Linked DNA regions of Homo sapiens: region 2 is linked to region 1. The links are chromatin contacts, found by Hi-C or POLR2A ChIA-PET in ENCODE. All regions are on one chromosome and are shown on one strand. Each heading gives the region's core, a stretch centred on a gene start or an enhancer-like site at or near the end of the contact. The rest is flanking DNA. Distances are from core to core; before and after follow the strand shown.

Region 1 (2,700 bases), core at 164-2,663:
AATGTACTAGATTAATCTGTTCTTACACTGCTTTGAAGAAATACCCAAGATGGATTAATTTATAAAGAAAAGAGGTTTAATTGACTCAGTTCCACATGGCTAGGGAAGGCTTCAGGAAACTCACAATCATGGCAGAAGGCGCCTCTTCACAGGGTGGCAGGAGAGAGAAAGTGCCAGCAGGGAGATGCCAGACGCTTAAAAAACCATCAGATCTCCTGAGAACTCACTCACTATCATGGGAACAGCATGGGGGAAACTGCCCCCATGATTCAGTTACCTACCACCGGGTCACTGCCATGACACATGGGGATTACAATTCAAGATGAGATTTGGGTGGGGACACAGCCAGCCCATATCACCAAGTTGTAGAATCAACCTAACTGTTTATCAGCAGATGAATGGATAAAGCACATGTGATACATATACACACAATGGAATACTATTCAGCTTTAAAAAAGCAAATGTGCAAATTCTGTCATTTGAGACAACATGGATGGAACTGCAGAGAGTAGAATGGTGGTTCCCAGAAGCTGCAGGGTGGGGAAAAAGGGGAGATGATGGTTAAAGGATACAGAGCCTCAGAGAAGAGGAAAACTTTCTTTTTTCTAGTTCTATTGCACAGCATAGTGAATATAGTTTATCGTGTATGGTACCTTCCAAAATCGCTGAGTAAAATTTCAATGTTCTCACCACAAAAATAAGTATTTGAGGTGATGGATATGTTAATTAGCATGATTAAATTATTCTACATGTATTCATAAATCATAACATCACTTTATACCTATAAATTTATACAGCTGTAATTTGTCAGTTTACAAAGATAAGTATGTGAGGTAATGCCTATATTTATTTAGCGATTCCACATTGTGTACATATATCAAAATATCATGTTGTACACCATAAATACAGTTTTTTTTTAAGTATCCCACCGACTATTTTTAGTTTTTCTTTTTTAATCCAATGACATAAGCACAGTTTCCTAAAATGGGAACTGACCCTCTCCTACAAAACATTTCATTATGGTTATATCTTCATGACATGAAAACAACTAGTTGAAAAGTGATGACTTTTTTAGTCTATTACCTGACTGTTCAGTAAGAATTGGTTTGACTACTTTTTTCACCCCACATTGAATTTGGTTCACTAGTTTAGTGGTCCCTCCCCCATGTCATCCCCACCCAGTATGTGTATTATGTTGTATTTTGGGGAAGATACAAAGAGAAAAATTGCTTTGCTGTTAATTGAATTTGGGCAAGCTACTTAATCTCTGCCTTCTCACTTCCTGCTATGAAATAGAGCTGATTATAGAAAGATGGCTGTCTCATGCGGCTAAGAGAGTATAGCCATCTCATGGGTTAAATGAGGTAACATGTAAAGCACCTGGCACAAAACCAGGACCTAAATAAACGTGTTTTTCCTAGCTCTGTGGCCACACTTACCTTTTTGGTTCCTCCTTTCTCTGCCCTCTCTGCCATGAGACCTTTGCATGTTCTGTTCTCACTACCTGAAGAGCTCTTCCTTTCATCTTTGCCTTTTTCTGGCTACCAGTTACCCTTTCAGCCTTTAGATTGCTCAAGCTTGTTTCCTCAGGTCCAGTCCTAGACCTCTAGGCTTATAACTGGGATACCAGCCTTCAGAGGAGTTTGTGGTTTACTGGCTTATAGTAATGTAATGTGATGCTTCATCTCACTCTGCCTCCCCAACTAGAAAGTCAGCTCCTTCAGGGGGAAGGCTGATTTTACTCACCACCACCTTCCCAGCACCCAGTGCTGTTTTTGTTGAAACAGTAAAGGATATGCGAATGCTATGGGAGGAGTAAACCAGTTTTTGAGTTTTTTGCTTGCTATACCAGCCTTAGTTGTGAGATGGAGCCCCTTGGTCAAAACAAATCACCACCTGCACTCTGGTCTTCTCACTTAACAGGGGAGAATTGCCACAGTTGTCTTCTGTGGTCCCGGGCAACTCTGTTCTTTGCCTCTTTGTTTCCATAAAGATGAAGCCCATCCAGAAAAGGTACTCATGCTGGCTGGGAGAGGTGGCATGGGGAAGGGGATGGACAGAGCAATTTGGAAGATCAGAGAGGCCTCTGCCCCTACGAAGGGCCATGCTTGCCACCAGTCTTCCTGCTGTGTGGTGCTCCCATCGCACAGGCTGCTTCTGGAGATGCTCGGGTTGTTCAGGCCCTGTGGCTTTTGGCAAGGCAGGAGCATCTGTGCTTCTGCTGACATAAAAGAGGGTAATAAAAGTGACACAGGAAAGCGGTGTTGTGAGGCTTTAGTGATGGTGGAGCAGTGTTGCTGAAGTCCCTCAGGGAGTTTGGATTTGATTGCAGTGAGTCTGGCTACATCTGAAGCCTATAATAGTTTACAGTACAAGATGCTATGTATAAGATGTCAAACATTTGCTTGGTAGAATGCTATGATTGTCAGGAGTTTACTTTTGCACTGAAAATAGTCTTGTTGGTTTGGTGTAAGTAGAGTCACATTGCAGCACACACACAGGCATTCATGCTTTTATGTTTGTTAATTGTAAGGAAATGTTTTCTCAAGGCAAGAGTCAAAGGTTAGCAGAGTGCCAAAGACCTTCTCAAAGAGGAAAGTCTCATTTTAGAAACTTCATTTTGTACGCCAAAACTTGCCTTTCAGTAGTCTCATGTAATGTTTTTGCTGACATGAGTTGAAAAGTGCATTCTGTTGTAAA
Region 2 (2,902 bases), core at 290-2,789, 44 kb before region 1:
TTGGTAGCCTTTTAAAGAAAGGGTTAATAAAATAGTTTACAACTTGTTAAAAGAGCTATAGAAAATTATATTAAGTTCTTATATAAACTCTTTGTATGATACTTAAATTTTTTAGGTCAAACATAAACTGAATCTCAGTAAAAATTATAAGACAGAGGCAATTCAGCTTAAACCATAAGTGGTCCATGTCATACATCTTTTATCTCCTATAGAGAGAAAAATAAACTTAAGACTAATTTTTTAGAACAAGAAAGGATAACCCATTTGCATCCCTATTTATCACTTCCTTTCACTGTGTTCACTTTTTTCAGGAAAAAGTAAACCAAATCAAGTAGAAAATGTCAAATTTTTAGTGAAGACATTTAAACACTTCAAAAGGGTGAGCAGTTACATTCCTTTTAAAGAATTCTATCTTAATATTGATGAGAGAATAGTTAAAAAAGGATCATAAGGCCTCCTTTGCATGTAATATGTATAACGTATAGTGAGACAATTTGTAAATAATCTAGTGAAAAACTGGTTTTACTAATCTGTTTCCCTAAAATAAATCTGCCTATTTGTAATTGAGAACTTCCTGGAAAATGAACAATAAACACATAAAAGTTTTACTTTTATGTGCATTACAAACTTCGGCTGTCAACAATTTGCACAAATTATTTTGGGAAGAATCTTCTTATATACTCTTCCCTCTGAAAGACTGGTAATTTAAAATAGGAAAATGCACAATCATACAGTGTTAGAATTGCATTAGAGAGTCACATAGAGACCACTCTAGATTTTTTTTTTTTTTTTTGAGATGGAGTCTCACTCTTGTGGCCCAGGCTGGAGTGCAGTGGTGCAATCTCGGCTCACTGCAACCTCCGCCTCCTGGGTTCAAGCAATTCTCCTGCCTCAGCCTCCCGAGTAGCTGGGATTACAGGCATGCGCCACCATGCCCGGCTAATTTTTGTGGTTTTAGTAGGGATAGGGTTTCACCATGTTGGCCAGGCTGGTCTCGAACTCCTGACCTCAGATGATCCACCCGCTTCGGCCTCCCAGTGTGTTAGGATTACAGGCATGAGCCACTGCAGCTGGCCCACTCTAGATTTTTATCTTGAGAATTGCAGATAACCCTATTGGGTCAGTTTTCTTACACTGTAATCATCCTCACTTTTGATACTTCCATCTACTTCAGTGGTTTTCAAAGTGTGGTCTGGTAGCATAGACAACACCTGAGGACTGGTTAGAAATGCAAATTTTCAAGTCTCACATTAGACCTACTGAATCAGAAACTCTGGCGGAGGGGGCAGCCCCCATATTTTCATAGGTCTGCCAGGAGATTCTGATGCATGTCAAAGTTTGAGGATCAATGCTAGTCCTCTATAGCAATCCACCACATTTTGTTCCTTTATCCTTCCAAAGTTTTTACCCTTACAGGAACTATATCACCCCATAGAGATAAGAAAGGAAAAAGCAGCCCCTGACAACTGAAAGCTGGCCTGGCACTCATATTTAGGCCTTGGTGTGGAACATAAACAGTTTCACTGAACATTAACGTCAGACCAGAGCACTCTGTGATCATGACAAAAACAAGAGCACTCCATCACGATGTCTGAACAGAAAAACAAACATGTCCAAACCACAAAAATAACCAAAATATCCCCCATCCTAGCTAATATGAGAGGATCTTGCCTCTGCCAATTAAAGTTTTAGACTCAGTTTATTCCTGCCCCCTTCAATAAGATTTGTTAAAATACCCAGTCATAAAATTGCCTCTACTCCCTTGATAGCAACCAATCCTGGCAAAGCTCCACTTCTCAGTATCACCTAATACAAGCCCAAATCCTAAAATAAGCCTTTCTCACTCGCTTCTACTAAGATGTCCCAGGATGTGCAATCTGCCTTGCTATAAACGTAACCACCTAATGGGCTTGTTACAGTAGGTAACTAGTCAGACATGAGCAGGGCAGCAGAGGACCCCCCACCCCCAACACCACCGGGAATATCAGGCAACCATCAGGTGATGGTCAGGTGGTTGTTAACCATCTCTCTAAAATGATAATTGGTCACAGCCAGTGCCAGGGGAAAGGCAGTTCCCCAATAGGTAGAAAAAAATCTGAAACTGGTGATCAGCAACTTTCCAATAAGATCTTAGGAACTGAGCAAATGGGTCCAAGCATGTGAACTAAGAGGCAAAATGGTGGAGCTTAACTGCTATAGGACCTTCCTCTAGGAACACTCTACTGGTAAGGGAAGAACGACTTAAGTGAGCATGCGTGCAACTCCAGTAAACACACTGTGTATGCAGCCTCTCCCAAGCACTGGCAGGGCACTGCGCATGTGGAGAGCACGCCCCAAGGTAAGAATCAGGGCAGAAGTAATGCAAGGCCCTGGAAGTATGCCAACATATAAAAGCAAGTCAAAAGGTCAAACCCTGCACTTGATCTTGAAACCGCCTTTGCAAAATTATGACTGAGCCAGTGAAAGAGATCTAACTTAACAGACTCCATCTTGCTTCTAACCTCCAAACCGTCCTTGTTCATTCCTGGGCATGGACTGAACTAACTATGAGAGAAACTTAGTTTATAGTTTATAGTTTAAACAAAGACAGTAACAGCCCTTTCCTAAAGCGGACCTCCTTCTTGCCTGGGGACTAGACTGCCTTTGTAGGACTAATATTAGCCACAAGATTATAAATTATGGTTTAGGAGTCATGCAGCTGGAGGCTACAACATTCTGACCCTCCCTAAACTGCTCCTAAGATCCGTGCTTGAGATGTTTTGCAGACCCTGCACTTGATGGATCAGCTGGCACCACCCAGATCAATAAACTGGCTCATCTGATCTTGTGGTCCCCACCCAGGAATGGACTTAGTACAAGAAGATGGCTTCGACTCCCTATTATTTTCCATCTCTGACCAATC

Evidence for each region. Hi-C counts contacts between places; a loop is a spot of excess contacts on that map. ChIA-PET counts read pairs that join two places held with the same protein, here RNA polymerase II (POLR2A). Pooled maps may share reads with other maps.
Region 2: a map of OCI-LY7 shows a loop between it and region 1 (5-fold over the local background). The contact joins two enhancer-like sites. A Hi-C loop is called at or near these places in 4 of 168 maps with a recorded cell type or tissue (B cell, OCI-LY7, endothelial cell of hepatic sinusoid and 1 more), 23 of 37 single-sample maps with no recorded cell type and 10 of 50 pooled maps. POLR2A ChIA-PET finds 5 or more read pairs at or near these places in 9 of 52 experiments (B cell, GM10248, H1 and 6 more).

The regions. Positions count from the first base shown.
Region 1 is chr11:102,429,389-102,432,088 of GRCh38, reverse strand. The region is part of intron 2 of TMEM123 (transmembrane protein 123); the gene reads left to right. Among named protein-coding and RNA genes, the nearest start is that of TMEM123, 22 kb to the left of the region's middle. RefSeq lists enhancers at 2,040-2,189, 2,270-2,329. Within about 2 kb of position 1,413, at least 6 of the 41 ENCODE cell types and tissues checked have a DNase peak (open chromatin) inside an H3K27ac peak, as active enhancers do; they include B cell and OCI-LY7, where a contact is called at or near this core.
Region 2 is chr11:102,473,133-102,476,034 of GRCh38, reverse strand. The region is part of intron 1 of LOC124902740 (a long non-coding RNA gene); the gene reads right to left. The region is part of intron 1 of LOC102723838 (a long non-coding RNA gene); the gene reads right to left. Among named protein-coding and RNA genes, the nearest start is that of TMEM123-DT, 22 kb to the right of the region's middle. Within about 2 kb of position 1,539, at least 3 of the 41 ENCODE cell types and tissues checked have a DNase peak (open chromatin) inside an H3K27ac peak, as active enhancers do; they include B cell and OCI-LY7, where a contact is called at or near this core.